2 separate regions of the Homo sapiens genome follow, and region 1 is linked to region 2. The links are chromatin loops, found by intact Hi-C in ENCODE. Cell type or tissue: K562. All regions are shown on one strand. Each heading gives the region's core, and the rest is flanking DNA. Links, peaks and the distances in the headings are about the cores only. Region 1 has its middle 23 kb from the start of LINC02601. Region 2 has its middle 58 kb from the start of MED14OS.

The links. A loop is a pair of places that touch in the nucleus more often than their neighbours do. Peaks named below come from ENCODE experiments on the same cell type or tissue, not always from the same donor. Only the 100,000 strongest peaks of a DNase experiment are listed, where the experiment ranks them.
Region 1: it touches region 2 in a loop (5-fold over the local background); 2 of 110 quality-filtered maps call a loop at or near these places.

The regions. Positions count from the first base shown.
Region 1 is chrX:41,248,858-41,257,188 of GRCh38, forward strand. No RefSeq gene overlaps it. Among named protein-coding and RNA genes, the nearest start is that of LINC02601, 23 kb to the right of the region's middle. In K562, for the core only: a CTCF peak has its summit at 5,030 (motif pointing left); a DNase peak (open chromatin) is centred at 5,034; H3K4me3 peaks cover 456 bases.
Region 2 is chrX:40,789,859-40,798,189 of GRCh38, forward strand. No RefSeq gene overlaps it. Among named protein-coding and RNA genes, the nearest start is that of MED14OS, 58 kb to the left of the region's middle. In K562, for the core only: a CTCF peak has its summit at 4,359 (motif pointing left); a DNase peak (open chromatin) is centred at 4,403.

The DNA of each region.
Region 1 (8,331 bases), core at 263-8,262, 460 kb after region 2:
GATAGTTGTGGTTTGTTTGTTTGTTTGTTTGTTTTGAGACAGAGTCTCCCTCTGTTGCCCAGGCTGGAGTGCAGCAGCGAGATCTTGGCTCACTGCAACCTCTGCCTCCCAGGTTCAAGCGATTCTCCTGCCTCAGCCTCCCGAGCAGCTGGGATTGCAGGCGCGTGCCACCACACCTGGCTAATTTTTGTATTTTTAGTAGAGACAGGGTTTCACCATGTTGGTCAGGCTGGTCTCGAACTCCTGACCTGGTGATCTGCCCGCCTTGGCATCCCCAAGTGCTGGGATTACAGGCGTGAGCCACCGCGCCCGGCCTGTTTGTTTTTTAATTCCCTAACTTGGCACAACAAAAAGTTGGCAAACCAAATTGGTTCCTTTTTTTGTTTGTTTCTTTGTTTTTGATTTTGATTCAGCGTCTCACTCTGTTGCACAGGCTGCAGTGCAGTGGCGCAATCTCAGCTCACTGCAACCTCTGCCTCCCGGGTTCAAGCCATTCTCCTGTCTCAGCCTCCCAAGGAGTAGCAGGGACTACAGGCACATGCCACCACACCCAGCTAATTTTTGTATTTTTAGTAGAGATGGGGTTTCTCCATGTTGGTCAGGCTGGTCTCGAACTCCTGACCTCAGGTGATCCACCCACCTTGGTCTCCCAAAGTGCTAGGATTACAGGCATGAGCCACCGCGCCGGGCCAGGTCCTGTTTTTTGAAAAAGTGTATCAGTTTGTGAAATTTGAGATATCTGAGAGCAGCTCATCTATGGCATCTCAGTAAATGTTGGATTCCAAATGAGGCAAGCTGGAATGGGGCCCCTAGTGTTCACTGACACAGCAAACGTAGGGTCAGCAAACGACAGGGTGGAGCAGAGAGGACAGACATGTGTTTATTTTCTGTAGCTAAAGGACTTGACAAGTCAAAGAATCCCTGGCCATTAAAATCCAAGGAGTAAATATACCAACTCATGTACCTTACACTGATACAAGCTGTTCACTGATCTGAGTGCCCAGGGAGGGTTCATTCCCTGCATGTGGATTTGGGGAGAGATTCTCTTCTCCTCAGGGCCCAGGGACTGCCTTTTCCAGAACTGGCCATCACAATTTGCCCATCTCTCTTGGCAAAGAAGGACCTCCTTGGTCTGCTTGTCCAGGCAGGGCCTCCACAGACACTCCCCTGCCCTCACATGGTCTCCCCTCCTCTTGCTTCCTGCCCTGGCCTGGGTAGACTGGCCGTGCTGGGAGGAAAGGTGGCCCCTCATCATCTCCCCTACCCACTGTCCTGGGCCGTGGCCTCCATGTCCCACACTGTCCCACCCTCCACTCAATTGTCATGGCAAGAGAGTAAGTGAGGATGAAAATATGCAAAATTGGCCGGGCGTGGTGGCTCAGGCCTATAATCCCAGCACTTTGGGAGGCCGAGGCAGGTGGATCACTTGAGGTCAGGAGTTCGAGACCAGCCTGGCCAACATGGTGAAATCCTGTCTCTACTAAAAATACAAAAATTAGCCGGGCATGGTGGTGGCCGCTTGTAATCCCAGCTACTCGGGAGGCTGAAGCAGGAGAATCGCTTGAACCCGGGAGGTGGAGGTTGCAGTGAGCCAAGATTGCGCCACTGTACTTCAGCCTGGGAGACAGAGTAAAACTCTGTCTCAAAAGAAAAAAAAAAAAGAAAATATGCAGGATCACATTTGCTTCCCCACGCCCTTCCACTGCCCAGCATTTCCTACTGTCTTTGCCTTGTCCATCCTCTCATCATGGCGGCAGCCAGGCCAGTCTTGTTCTTTGCCTTGGGGATGTATTAGCAGAAAGTAGAGGAAAAGGGGCTGCTTCTAGCATCCAAGTTTTAAAGGGCCTGGCCCCTGAGAGGCAACAAAATAACTCCAAGTGGACCCTTGATTTGAGGCAACACCTGGTGAGTCCGGGCATGTGGACCCTTTTCTGGTGCAGGCACGTGGACCATCTCTCTTGGACCAGAAAAAGGTCCATGTGCCCAGACTCACAAGGGAGTAAAAGGGTGAGGGAAGGTATGCAGGCCCAGAACAACTGCTCACAGCCCAGCTGGCAGAGGGTGCTAGACCCAGAGGGGCCTGCAGATGAGGGCCAGACACAGCTGCAAAGGCGCGCGTGCGTCCTTCACAGTTGCCAACAGGTGGAAACAGCCCAGGCATCCATGAACAGATGAACGGGTAAACAGAATGGGGCCTATCCATACAATGGAATATGACTCAGCAATGAAAAGGAAGGAAGCGCTGACGCGTGCTGCAACATGGATGAACTTTGAAAACAGGCTGAGTGAAAGAAGCCAGATACAGGAGGCCATGGTCGCACGATTCTATTGATATAAAACATCCAGAATAGGCAAATCCATAGAGATGGAAAGCAGATTAGTGGCTGCCAGGGGCTGAGAGAGGGGAGAAGGGGAAGTGACTGCTAATGGGCAGGGGTTTCTTTTTTTTTGGAGAAAGGAAAATGTTCTGGAACTAGATAGTGATGATAGTTGCACAAGATTATGAATGCACTAAATGCTACAAATTGCACACCTTAAAATGGTTACAATGGTAAATTTTATGGTATGTATATTTTACCACAATAAAAAAAACTTTTGGCCGGTGAGCTGGCTCACACCTGTAATCCCAGCACTTTCCGAGGCCGAGGTGGGTGGATTGCTTGAGGTCAGGAGTTCGAGACCAGCTTGGCCAACATGGCGAAACCCCATCTCTACTAAAAATACAAAAACTTAGCCGAGTGTGGTGGCGTGTGCCTGTAGTCCCAGTTACTCAGGAGGCTGAGGCAGGAGAATCACTAGAGCCCGGGAGGCAGAGGTTGTAGTGAGCCGAGATGGCACCACTTCACTCCAGCCTGGGCAACAGAGCAAGACTCCATCTCAAAAAAAAGAAAGAAAGAAAGAAAAAACTTTTAATGGTGAACATGGTTAATTATATATGTATTTTACCACAATAAATTAAAAAAAAATTTTTTTTTTGAGACAGGATCTCGTTCTGTCACCCAGGCTGGAGTGCAGTGGTAGTGCAATCTCAGTTCATTGCAACCTCTGCCCCTGGGCCTCAAGCAATCCTCCCATCTCAGCCTCCCGAGTAGCTGGGATTACAGATGTGCGCCACTATGCCCTGCTAAATTTTTTTGTATTTTTTGTAGAGACAGGGTTTTACCATGTTGCCCAGGCTGGTCTCAATCTCCTGAGCTCAAGCAATCTGATTCGCCTGCCTTGGCTTCCCAAAGTGCTGGGATCATAAGTGTGTACAATTAAATTATTATTGACTATAGTCACCCTGTTGTGCTATCAAATACTAGATCTTATTTATTCTGTAAATACTAGATGCTATTCTATTTTTTTGTACCCATTAACAATCCGCACCCACTCCCACTACCTTTCCCAGTCTCTGGCAAGCGTCCTACACTCTACACAATAAATTTTTAATTTAAAAAAAATTTATTTTTTATTTTTTGGTAGAGATAGGTTCTCTCTATGTTGCCCAGGCTGGTCTTGAATTCCTGGCTTCAAGCTATCCTCCTGCCTCAGCCTCCTAAAGTGCTGGGATTACATGCATGAGCCACTGAGCCCAGCCTCAATAAATGTTTTTGTTTGTTTGTTTGTTTGTTTTTTGAGATGGAGTCTCGCTCTGTTGCCCAGGCTGGAGTGCAGTGGTGCGATCTTGGCTCACTGCAACCTCCACCTCCCAGGTTCAAGTGATTCTCCTGCCTCAGCCTCTCAAGTAGCTGGGATTAAAGGCGCTGCCACCATGTCCGGCTAATCTTTGTATTTTTAGTAGAGATGGGATTTCACCATGTTGGCCAGGCTGGTCTCGAACTTCTGACCTCAAGTGATCCACCTGCCTTGGCCTCCCAAAGTGCTGGGATTACAGGCATGAGCCACCACGCCCAGCCGCCTCAAATTTTTAAAAAAACATGTGCCTTCCCCTGCACGTTGCTCCAGGGACGTGCACACACACCCTCTGCCTGGCACACCACAGCTGACAAGGGCTGACAATAGTCAATTTCATCAGAGTGCTTTTCTCACCTAGATCCTTCCTTTCTGCCTCCTCACCACACCCCTTTACCCACAAACAGTGGGAGGGGAGCCCTGGACACTCTCAGCTTCCTCCTGCCCCTGAGTTCCAGCGATCAAAGATAAAATTGAAAACATTAGCTATGCCCACTGCTCCCTGGTGGAAGGCAGCCACCTTCTGAGGAGGTCCCATGGGAGAGTGAGTCCCCTCCCCGTGCATAACCCGACCCCCAAATTGGGGGCTCTTCAGACCTCATCAGATCCTGCACAGGCCCCCCAGGATAGGTGCTTGGGGTGCAGCAGCTGGCCAAGGCGCTGTGCCTTGTTGTCTAGGTGGTGTGCCCACCCGGGCTCCCGGTCCCGCCTGGTCACAAGCATCCCCGCGTCAGCTGATGAACACCCCTGTCCAGCAGGTGCCAGACACCCGAAATCAAGAGGAGTGTCCTGTGCTCCAGGAGCCTGAGAGGTGGCAAAGTCCCCGGGGGGAGGCGTGATGGTAGGGAAGGCTTCTGACATACCTCTGCAGGGGCCAGGGCCCTGAGTCCCGGGTCCCCATGGTGTGTTTCTGTGTGAAGTCAGTGGCACTGCCAGCGCCGTGGTCATATTACCTAGGCCACAGCTGCCAGGCCTGCAAGCTCTTTCCTACTTCCCTTAGGTGCCCAGACCCAAAGTCAAGAGGACCTTGACCCGTGGGGGTCGTGGGGAATGAAAACCGTCCTGCGAACTTGAACTTCACTAGGGAGGCGGCGCTCTCTCTGCCCCGGTTCTATCACGCGCATCCGTTAGGAACTAAGCGGCACCTGCGCGAGGCTAGGCTTGTTGACATATTTCTTGCTGGCGGCGTCCTCTCGCGTGGAGCACGACTGCGCAAAGCGCCGACAGTCCCCCGAGCGAGGACGGCAGCGAGACTCCGAAGCCCCCTTAGCAACCAAGCCGGTGCCGCTGCCCTTGCGCCGGGACTGCAGCCGGGTCTTCCGAAGTGAGGATATGCTGCCCTCTAGAGGCCGCGGGGTGACATGGCCCATGAGGCTGTCTGGGCAGGGTGGGTTCGGGTGGGAGGAACCAAGGTGGACAAGCCTCGAAGTAAGAGATCTGTTCAAGGTCACAGGGAGTCGGGACTCATGCGGAGGCACAGATCCAAGCTCTCTGTACTGGGCCCTTTGGTATTCTGTTGGCTCCTATTTTTTTGTTTGTTTGTTTTTTGTTTTTTGTTTTAGATGGAATCTCTGTAGCCCAGGCTGGAGGGCAGTGGCGCGATCTCGGCTCACCACAACCTCCACTGCTGGGATCAAGCGATTCTCCTGCCTCAGCCTCCCGAGTAGCGGGGATTACAGGCGTGCGCCACCATGCTGGCTAAATTTTGTATTTCTTAGCTTTTTTTAAGCTTTTTTTTTTTTTTTTTTTGAGATGGGGTTTCGCTCTTGTTGCCTAGGCTAAAGTGCAGTGGCGTGATCTTGGCTCACTGCGACCTCCACCTCCAGGGTTCAAGAGATTCTCCTGCCTCAGCCTCCCGAGTAGCTGGGATTACAGGCGCGTGCCACCATGCCTGGCTAATTTTTTGTAGTTTTACTAGAGATGGGGTTTCACCATGTTTGGTAGAGATGGGGTTTCACCATGGTCTCAAACTCCTGACCTCAGGTGATCTGCCCACCTCGGCTTTCCAAAGTGTTGGGATTACAGGCATGAGCCACCGTGCCCTGCTGCCCCTGTTATTTATTTATTTATTTATTTATTTATTTTTAGATGGGATTTCACTCCTGTTGCCCAGGCTGGAGTACAATGGTGCGATCTCAGCTCACCGCAACCTCTGCCTCCTGGGTTCAAGCGACTCTCCTGCCTCAGCCTCCCGAGTAGCTGGGATTACAGGCACGTGCCACCACATCCGGCTAATTTTGTATTTTTAGTAGAGACGGGGTTTCATCATGTTGGTCAGGCTGGTCTCAAACTCCCAACCTCAGGTGATCCACCCGCTTCAGCCTCCCAAAGTGCTGGGATTACAGGCGTGACGACCGTGCCTGGCCCTGCCCCCTTTTTTTAAAAAGAAAACAATCCGGCTGAGCGCTGTGGCTCATGCCTGTAATCCCAGCACTTTGGGAGGCCGAGGCGGGCAGATCACCCGAGGTCGGGAGTTCGAGACCAGCCTGATTAACATGGAGAAAGCCCGTCTCTACTAAAAAATACAAAAATTAGCCGGGCGTGGTGGTGCATGCCTGTAATCCCAGCTACTCGGAGGCTGAGGCAGGAGAATCGCTTGAACCCGGGAGGCAGAGGTTGCGGCGAGCCGAGATCGTGCCATTGCGCTCCAGCCTGGGCAACAAGAGCGAACCTCTGTCTCAAAAAAAAAAAAAAAAAAAAAAAAAATCTCATTTCTGTAATCCCAGCACTTTGGGAGGCTGAGGTGGGCGGATCACTTGAAGCCAGGAGTTTGAGACCAGCCTAGCCAACATGGTAAAACCGGTCTCTATTAAAAATACAAACTTAGCCAGGTGCGGTGGCGAGTGCCTGTAATCCCAGGTACTTGGGAGCCTGAGGCAGAAGAATCCCTTGAGCCCAGGAGGCGGGGGCTGCAATGAGCCAAGATCATGCCACTGCCCTCCAGCCTGGGCAACAGAGTGAGACTCTCTCAAAAAACAAACAAAAAACCCTCTCACACACTCATACATACACAGAACTCATGAAGCTTAACCCTCAGAGCCCCTCATTTGCAGAAGACTCTTCGGGGCCTTTAAAATGGGATACGTTTCACATAGAGTTTTCACATATGTTTTCACATATAGTTTTCACATATGTTTTCACATATAGTTTTCACATATAGTTTTCACATATGTTTTCACATATAGTTATTATTGGCCATCCTGGGGTAGGAATGACTTCCAGGAATGATTTGACCTGCCCACCTGGCCTCATGATACTATGCACTATAGCAGCTGGGACTGGGCTGGTGGAGGAGCAGCAAGGTTTGGAATGTACAGAGCCAGACGTTAATCCATGGAAAATTCTTCCAACCATCAAACATGAAAACTTGTAAGCAGATCAAAATGAAAGTTTTTCCTCTTAAGAATATAATCAGGCTATGCGTGGTGGCTTACGCGTGTAATCCCAGCACTTTGGGAGGATGAGGCAGGAGGATCTCTTGAGCTTAGGAGTTTGAGACCAGCCTGGGCAATGTAGGAAGACCCTATCCCTAAAAAAAAAAATTAAAAAATCAGCCAGGTGTGGCGGCGCATACCTGTAGTCCTGGCTACTGGGGAGGCTGAGGTGGGAGGATCACTTGAGCCCAGGAAGTCAAGTCTGCAGTGAGCCATGATTGCACCACTGCACTCCAACCTGGGTGACAGAGTGAGTGAGACCCAGTCTCAAAGAAGAAGAAGAAGAAAAAAAGAAAAAAAAAAATATATATATATTCAATAATGCAGTAATATAATTGCAAACTCACTATATGATGAAAATATTTTTCAAATATTTCTATATATAACCTATAGAAACTATTCTGACATCTGAGAAGTAAATTGTACCAAAATATTTTTTCAGATCATACCAAAAGAGGAAGAGATAAATTTTGAATAGAGGTAATATATGGGCTCTTAGATTATTAAATAATCTACTTAATAAAATAAGTGAAATACATGAACACAGCAGGAAAACATTTACATTTTGTGCAGATTTGACTAAAATACTGTCATTGATAAAGATAACATAAATCTCATAATAGACTAGACCTCTACAGCAAGAATTGGAGGTCAAATTGGTCCATGAGTATTGCCAATTTAGAGTATTTAAGGTTAGTTCCTGAACATGAAACCTTGATATACCCTGAAAACTTACCGCTTTTATATGAAAGAAACTTGATAGAGGTTTTCCCAAATTTGACAACAATCCTAAAAATGTGCACAGAATTATTAATTATGAAAATGTAAAGCTGACATTTTTCTAAACTATCAGTAATGAAAACCAAATTTCTATCAACCATGTTAGAACAAAAACTGAACGATCTAACTATCTTTATTTATTTATTTATTTTTTTTTTTTGAGACGGAGTCTGGCTCCGTCACCCAGGCTGGAGGGCAGTGGCACTGTCTCAGCTCACTGCAACCTCCGCCTCCTGGATTCAAGCGATTCTCCTGCCTCAGCCTCCCGAGTAGCTGGGACTACAGATATGCGCCACCTCCTATGCCCGGCTAATTTTCGTATTATTAGTAGAGATGGGGTTTCACCATGTTGGCTAGGCTGGTCTCAAACTCCTGACCTCAGGTGATCCACCTGCCTCGGCCTCCCAAAGTGCTGGGATTACAGGCGTGAGCCACCACGCCC
Region 2 (8,331 bases), core at 60-8,059:
ATTGTGAGGCCTCCCCAGACATTTGGAACTGTGAGTCCATTAAACCTCTTTTTCTTTATAAATTACCCCGTCTCGGGTATTTCTTCATTGCAGTATGAAAATGGACTAATACAAAGACCCTGAATCAAGAATTTGAATGCCAATAGTTCATTTGAGAGGTGAACCTCAAAAACAACAGTGGGGAAAGGGGGAAGTAAAAAAGGAAGGAGAAGGAAGCCATGTTAAGGAGAAGGAAGGTATGTTATTGTCCAGAACTATAAAGGGTCATGTATTCATTTAAAATTTGAAAAAGAATAAATGCTTACTGGAGAAATTCCAGAAAAGATATATATGTATACAGATTATATGGATGTATATTATTATATGATATAAATGTCAAGAAGTGTGAAGGTTCTGAGATTTTACCGTACTTGCAAGCTAACAAGTTAGCCAGCCACAGATTCATAGATGCTGGCAGAAGACAGGAGACTCCTGGTTTAGAGGAAAGGGATATATTACTCATGGCACAGCAGGCAGTTCCCCACATTTCCACAGGGTGATGGGGAATGGCCCATATGGATGCTGCACATGCAGTATTAATCACCAAATTCCCATCCCTTTTCGACTAGGGCTGCTCCGGGGACCTTAACTCCATGGCACTTCTGGTCTATTGACCATTCTACCACACCCAGTTGTCAGAGCCAGTCCTGACCAAAATATGGAATTGGCTTTGATTACCAACTTCCCCTTCTCCAAACTTTCCCCAAGGTGACTGTCTCTACCTTCCCCAAGGAGAAAGTGGGTCCACATCTTTATGTGTCTTGGTCTCTTCTTTTATTCTCAGTGAAGTCTGCCATGGTAAACTCTTCATCTGCACTAGAGAGTAAATGGCTGGGAACAGCTGTGTTATCCTTGGAACTGGGATCAATGTCTTAAAGCTAAAGATTTAAACACCTCATTTAAGTGAAACGGGAGAGTTCCCTGATTCCCCTTGCGGATGTGTGATGGGGTGTCGCTTGCTTGGTCGCTGGCAGCTCAAACCCCTAGGGAGAGCATGCAGCTGGGCAGATGCAGAGGCCGTTGTGAGCACTTTTGGGCTCCGGCCCCAAGACAGCTTCTAGGGATGGGTGTCTGCAACTCCCGAAGCCCAAGTGGGCATGTGTTATCAAGCTCTTTCAGATTTGCCATCTGCAGGTGGCTTGTATGTTAAGCAGCTCAATGGACCCTCTGCCTTATTGCAAGGACTGGGGGGCAGTGTAACAGCCTTCTGTATCCTGAGTTATTGCCCAGTGTACCAGAAGAATCGGATCACACGTGGGCTCGAAAGATGAGTGCAAGATTTTATTGAATGGTGAAGGTGGCTCTCAGTGAGATGGATGGGGAGTCAGAAGGGGGTGGATGGAGTGGTAAGGTGGTCTTCCCCTGGAGTCAGGCCACCCAATGGCCAGATTCTTCTCTGACCGCCCCTAGCTGAATTCCCCTCAGCATCCAGATGTTACTCCTCTTCTCTCTTTCTCTGCTGCGTTGTTCCACTGTCGCTGGTCTGCTGGTCCCAACATTCAGCCACTTGTGTGTGTGCCCACTAAGGTCTTGGGTTTATACAGGGGCAGGATAGGCGGGGGGGACATGGCAGTCCAAAAGGCAACTTTTTGGGTGCAAAACCAGAAAAGCCTGTCTTCATTTAGGGCCGCAGGTCTTCAGGCTTGAGGGTGGGGTCTTTGCCGGGGAGCCACCTTCTTCTACCCAGTATTTCCCCGTCTCCTGTCCATCTCATTTCCCCCCTCTGAAGAGGTACATCTAACTGCTGTTAGAATATGTATGACAACTGACCTTAGCTACTTCCTGCTGACAGGGAGCATTGTTTTGGGGAAAATAGCAGTCAGATTCCTCTCAGAGGTCTATCTAAGGGTCCCCAGCAAAGCGGAGCCATTGTCTGAGGCTCTGGTTGCCTGACCATTTGGAGTTTGATGGTTTCTAGGTGTGAGAGAATAAAACAAGTTTTATAAGGTTAAGTATCCATGGGTTAAACGTGTATTATATAAGGAAAGAATCTAGTGCCAAGGGTTACAGAGATAAGAAGTGAGGCCGGGTGCTGTGGCTCACCCCTGCAATCCCAGCACTTTGGGAGGCCGAGGCAGAGGGATCACCTAAAGTCAAGAGTTCAAGACCAGCCTGGCCAACATAGTGAAACCCCGTCTCTAAAAATACAAAAATTAGCCGGGTGTGGCGGCGCACACCTGTAATCCCAGCTACTTGGGACGCTGAGGCAGGAGAATTGCTTGAACCTTGGAGGTGGAGGTTGCAGTGAGCCAAGATCACACCACTGCACTCCAGCCTGGGTGACAGAGTGAGACTCCATCTCAAAAAAAAAAAAAAAAGAAAGAAGTGAAATATACGAATTATTCTGAAAACATTATTGTGCTCTGTGGTATAGAACAGAACAAAGGTAAGAACAGCAAGCATAGGCAAGACTATAAAGAGGATACCCATGGAAGGCTAATTATTAACACTTATCTTTTGTGATTTTTAGCTTGAGGTCCCCAATCTCTTCACATTGGTACTTTGGGTGTTCTTCTGGGTCAACGGAGGTGACTCTGTTGGCTTCCCAAGTCTTTACTTGGGTATAATGAATCCAAGAGTCTATTCCAGTGACCTTCACTGCCACAGGAGTAGAAAGGAGTACAGTGTAGGGTCCCTCCCAACCTGGGCCTATAGAGAGAGAAAGGGAAGGGATATCACTTTTACTAGCACTAGGTCCCTTGGGTTGAACAGAGGTGGCCCTGGTTCACGGGATTGGGCCTCCAACAATTGTTTCAGTTCCTGTTGGAAATGGACCAAAGAGGTTATGTGCTTAGTTAAATTAGAGGTTTCTTGGTCTAGCAAGAGATAACTGGTGAGAAAAGGCTATCCACACATCATTTCAAAGGGACTCAAACCTAGCTTTGAAGGAGTGTTTCTGACATGTAGCAGGGCTATGGGGAGAAGGGTAGTCCAGGGGAGATGAGTCTCCTGAGACGGTTTCCTGAGGTGCCTTTTGATAATATCATTTGTCTTTTCTACCTTTCCCGGGGATTGTGGTCTCCAGGCATAATGAAGATAGTACTGTAGAACCAAGTGCCTTTGAGACCCCCTGGGTGACGGCCACCTTGAACGAGGGGCCATTATTGCTCTGGAGATACTTAGGAAGTCCAAAGCAGGGAATTATCTCATTGATTAGTACTTTTATCACCTCAGAGGCTTTCTCTGTCTGACATGGAAATGCTTCTACCCAGTTAGTGAACGTATCTATTTATAGTAGGAGGTACTGGATGCCCCTTGTCTTTGGCATATGGGTGAAATCCATTTGCCAGTCTTCCCCAAGGTAGCCGCTTGTCTTTTGAGTTCCTGGCCAAAGACGCTGTCGATTAAGGAGACTGTTTTTAAGGCAGATCTTGCCACCATTAACAACTTGTTTAACTCTTTGTATTAGATTTTTACCTGAGAACAATCTCTGGGCCAGTTGATAGGTTTTATCCTTACCTAGGTGGAAGGCCTAGTGAAGGCTTTTAAGTACTTTCCATTGGTTGGCAGCTGGTAGATGAAGCTTATTGTCCTCCGATTGTAGCCATCCTGAGGACTGCAGGATGTATCCCCAAGAGGTGGCCCATTCTATTTCTGCAAGAGAGTATTGAGGTTTTATTTCTCTGATGCGGCCCTCCCAGATCAGTAGGGCTTCAAGTGGATCAGAGACCTGGGCCCCCTTGCTGCTGATTTAGCTGCTTTGTCCTCCAGCCTATTTCCCTCGGCTATCTCATCCATCACTCTTTGATGGCCTTTACAATGTATTATTGCCAGCTCCCATGGGAGGAAAACCAAGGAAAATAGTCTTATTAATTTCCTGATGGTATTCAATGGGAGACTAATTAGCTGTGAGGAAGTTCTTCTCTTTCCAGATAGTAGCATGGGCATGGAGGACTAGGAAAGCATACTTAGAATCAGTATAAATGGGCCAGGCGCGGTGATTCACGCCTGTAATCCCAGCACTTTGGGAGGCCGAGGCAGGCGGATCACCTGAGGTCAGGAGTTCAAGACCAGCCTGACCAACATGGAGAAACCCTGTCTCTACTGAAAATACAAAATTAGCCGGGCATGGTGGCGCATGCCTGTAATCCCAGGTACCCGGGAGGCTGAGGCAGGAGAATCGCTTGAACCTGGGAGGCAGAGGTTGCAGTGAGCTGAGATTGCGCCATTGCACTCCAGCCTGGAAGTGCAATGAAGAGGAAACTCCGTCAGAAAGAGAGAGAGAGAGAGAGAGAGAGAGAGAGAGAGAGAGAGAGAGAGAGAGAGAGAGAGAAAGAATCAGTATAAATGCTGTTTTTCCTTTGCTTAACTTGAGCGCCCTCTTGAGGGCAATTAGTTTGGTTAGTTGAACACTTGTGCCCTAGGAGAGGTGCACTTTCAACTATATCGTTCATATAGCTGTTGCATACCCTGCTTTATGGGTTCTTTGTTCTACAAAAGAACTCCCGTCCGTAAAGAGAATCCAGTCTGGGTAAAACAGACTCGGGGCTGTTGCAGGGGGCACAGTGGGAGTGAGATCAGCTCTTTGGTTTGTGTGGGAGCTGGGTGGGGCCTGTGACTGCCGGCTTTCCCCCACTTCCCTGACAACTTGCATGACTCAGCAGAGGCAGCCATAATCCTCCTAGGAACACAACTTCAGTGACCTGGGAATCTCACCCCCATCCCCCATGGCAGCCGCAGCAAGACCCGCCAAGGAGAGCACGCCTAGCCCTGCTCCCACCTGATGGTCCTTCACTACCCACCCTGGTAGCAGAAGGCAAAGGACATATAATCTTGGGAGTTCTACAGCCGTGCCTACTGCCAGTCCCTCTCCACACTATTATAGTTGATGCTTTCTGGAAAGCACCACCTCCTGGCAGGAAGCCAACCAGCACAAAAATAGAGCATTAAACCAACAAAGCTAAGGACCCCCATGGAGTCCATTGCACCCTCCACCACCTCCACCAGAACAGGTGCTGGTATCCATGGCTGAAAGACTCACAGATGGTTCACATCACAGGACTCTGTGCAGACAACCCCCAGTACCAGCCTGGAGCCGGATTGACTCACTGGGTGGCTAGACCCAGAAGAGAGACAACAATCACTGGAGTTCAGCTCACAGGAAGCCACATCCCCAGAAAAGGGGGAGAATACTATATCAAGGGAACACCCCATGGGACAAAAAAATCTGAACAACAGCCTTCAGCCCTAGACCTTCCCTCTGACAGAGGCTACACAAATGAGAAGGAACCAGAAAACCAGCCCTGGTAATATAAGAAAACAAGGCTTGTCAACACCTCCCAAAAATTACACTGGTTCACCAGCAATGGCTCCAAACCAAGAAGAAATCCCCTATTTACCTGGAAAAGAATTCAGGAGGCTAGTTATTAAGCTAATCAGGGAGGGACCAGAGAAAGGCGAAGCCCAATGCAAGGAAATCCAAAGAAATGATGCAAGAAGTGAAGGGAGAAATATTCAAGGAAATAGATAGCCTAAAGAAAAAACAATCAAAAATTCAGAAAACTTTGGACACACTTTTAGAAATGCGAAATGCTCTGGAAAGTCTCAGCAATAGAATTGAACAAGTAGAGGAAAGAAACTCAGAGCTCGAAGACAAGGTCTTTGAATTAACCCAATCCAACAAAGACAAAGAAAAAAGATTAAGAAAATATGAACAAAGCCTCCAAGAAGTCTGAGATTATGTTAAACACCCAAACCTAAGAATAATCAGTGTTTCTGAGGAAGAAAACAATTCAAAATGCTTGGAAAATATATTTGGGGGAATAATCAAGGAAAACTTCCCCAGCCATGCTAGAGACCTAGACATGCAAATACAAGAAGCGCAAGGAACACCTGGGAAATTCATCACAAAAAGATCATCGCCTAGGCGCACTGTCATCAGGTTATCCAAAGTTAAGACAAAGGAAAGAATCTTAAGAGCTGTGAGACAGAAGCACCAGGTAACCTGTAAAGGAAAACCTATCAGATTAACAGCAGATTTCTCAGCAGAAACCCTACAAGCTAGAAGGGATTGGGGCCCTATCTTCAGCCTCCTCAAACAAAACAATTATCAGCCAAGAATTTTGCATCTGGCAAAACTAGGCATCATATATGAAGGAAAGATACAGTCGTTTCAGACAAACAAATGCTGAGAGAATTCGCCATTACCAAGCCACCACTACAAGAACTGCTAAAAGGAGCTCTAAATCTTGAAACAAATCCCGAAAACACATCAAAACAGAACCTCTTTAAAGCATAAATCACACAGGACCTGTAAACCAAAAATACAAGTTAAAAAGCAAAACAAACAAACAAAGTATGCAGGCAACAAAGAGCATGATGAATGCAACGGTACCTCACATTTCAATACTAACTGAATGTAAATGGCCTAAATGCTCCACTTAAAAGATACAGAACCGCAGAATGGATAAGAACTCACCAACTGGCCGGGTGCGGTGGCTCTCTCCCGTAATCCCAGCACTTTGGGAGGCCGAGGTGGACGGATCACAAGGTCAGGAGATCGAGACCATCCTGGCTAACAAGGTGAAATCCCGTCTCTACTAAAAATACAAAAAATTAGCCGGGTGTGGTGGTGGGCACCTGTAGTCCCAGCTACTCAGGAGGCTGAGGCAGGAGAATGGCGTGAACCCGGGAGGCGGAGCTTGCAGTGAGCCGAGATTATGCCACTGCACTCCAGCCTGGGCAACAGAGCGAGACTCCATCTCAAAAACAACAACAACAACAAAAAAACAAAAACAGAACAAACAAAAAGAACTCACCAACCATCTGCTGCCTTCAGGAGACTCACCTAACACATAAGGACTCACATAAAGTAAAGGAGTGGAAAAAAGGCATTTCATGTAAATGGACACCAAAAGTGAGCAGGGATAGCTATTCTTATATTAGACAAAACAAACTTTAAAGCAATAGCAGTTAAAAGAGAAAAAGCGGGACATTATATGATGGTAAAAGGCCTTGTCCAACAGGAAAATATCACAATCCTAAACATACATGCACGTAACACTGGAGCTCCCAAATTTATAAAACAATTACTAATAGACCTAAGAAATGTGATAGACAGCAATACAATAATAGTGGGGGACTTCAATACTCCACTGACAGCGCTAGACAGGTCATCAAGACAGAAAGTCAGTAAAGAAACAATGAATTTAAACCATACCTTGGAACAAATGGACTTAACAGACATACACAGAACATTTCATCCAACAACCACAGAATACACATTCTATTCGACAGTGCATGGAACTTTCTCCAAGATAGACCATACGATAGACCATGAAATGAGCCTCAATAAATTTAAGAAAATTGAAATTATATCAAACACTCTCTCAGACCACAGTGGAATGAAACTGGAAATCAACTCCAAAAGGAACCTTCAAAACCACCACGCAAATACATGGAATTAAATAACCTGCTCTTGAATGAGCAAAAGGTCAAAAACCAACTCAAGATGGAAATTTAAAAACTCTTCAAACTGAATGACAATAATGACACAACCTATCAAAACCTCTGGGATACAGCTAAGGCAGTGCTAAGAGGAAAGTTCATAGTCCTAAACACCTACATCAAAAAGTCTGAAAGAGCACAAACAGACAATCTAAGGTCATACCTCAAGGAACTAGAGAAAGAAGAACAAACCAAACCCCAAACCAGCAGAAGAAAGGAAATGACCAAGATCAGAGCAGAACTAAATGAAGTTGAAATTTAAAAAAACTAATACAAAAGATAAATGAAACAAAAAGCTGGTTCTTTGAAAAGATAAATAAAATTGATAGACCATTAGCAAGATTAACCAAGAAAAGAAGAGAGAAAATCCAAATAACCTCGCTGAGAAACAAAACAGGAGATATTACAACTGACACTACTGAAATACAAAAGATCATTCAAGGCTACTATGAACACCTTTACACACATAAACCAGAAAACCTAAAAGAGATGGATAAATTCCTGGAAAAATACAACCTTTCTAGCTTAAATCAGGAAGAATTAGATACCCTGAACAGACCAATAACAAGCAGAGCGATTGAAATGGTAATTTAAAAATTACCAACAAAAAATGTCCAGGACTTTTTCTGTCCAGGACAGAAGGATTCACAGAAGAATTCTATCAGACATTCAAAGAAGAATTGGTATCAATCCTTTTGACACTATTCCATAAGATAGAGAAAGAAGGAACCCTCCCTAATTCATTCTATGAAGCCAGCATCACCCTAATACCAAAACCAGGAAAGGACACAACCAAAAAAGAAAACTGGCCAGGTGTGGTGGCTCACGCCTGTAATCCCAACACTG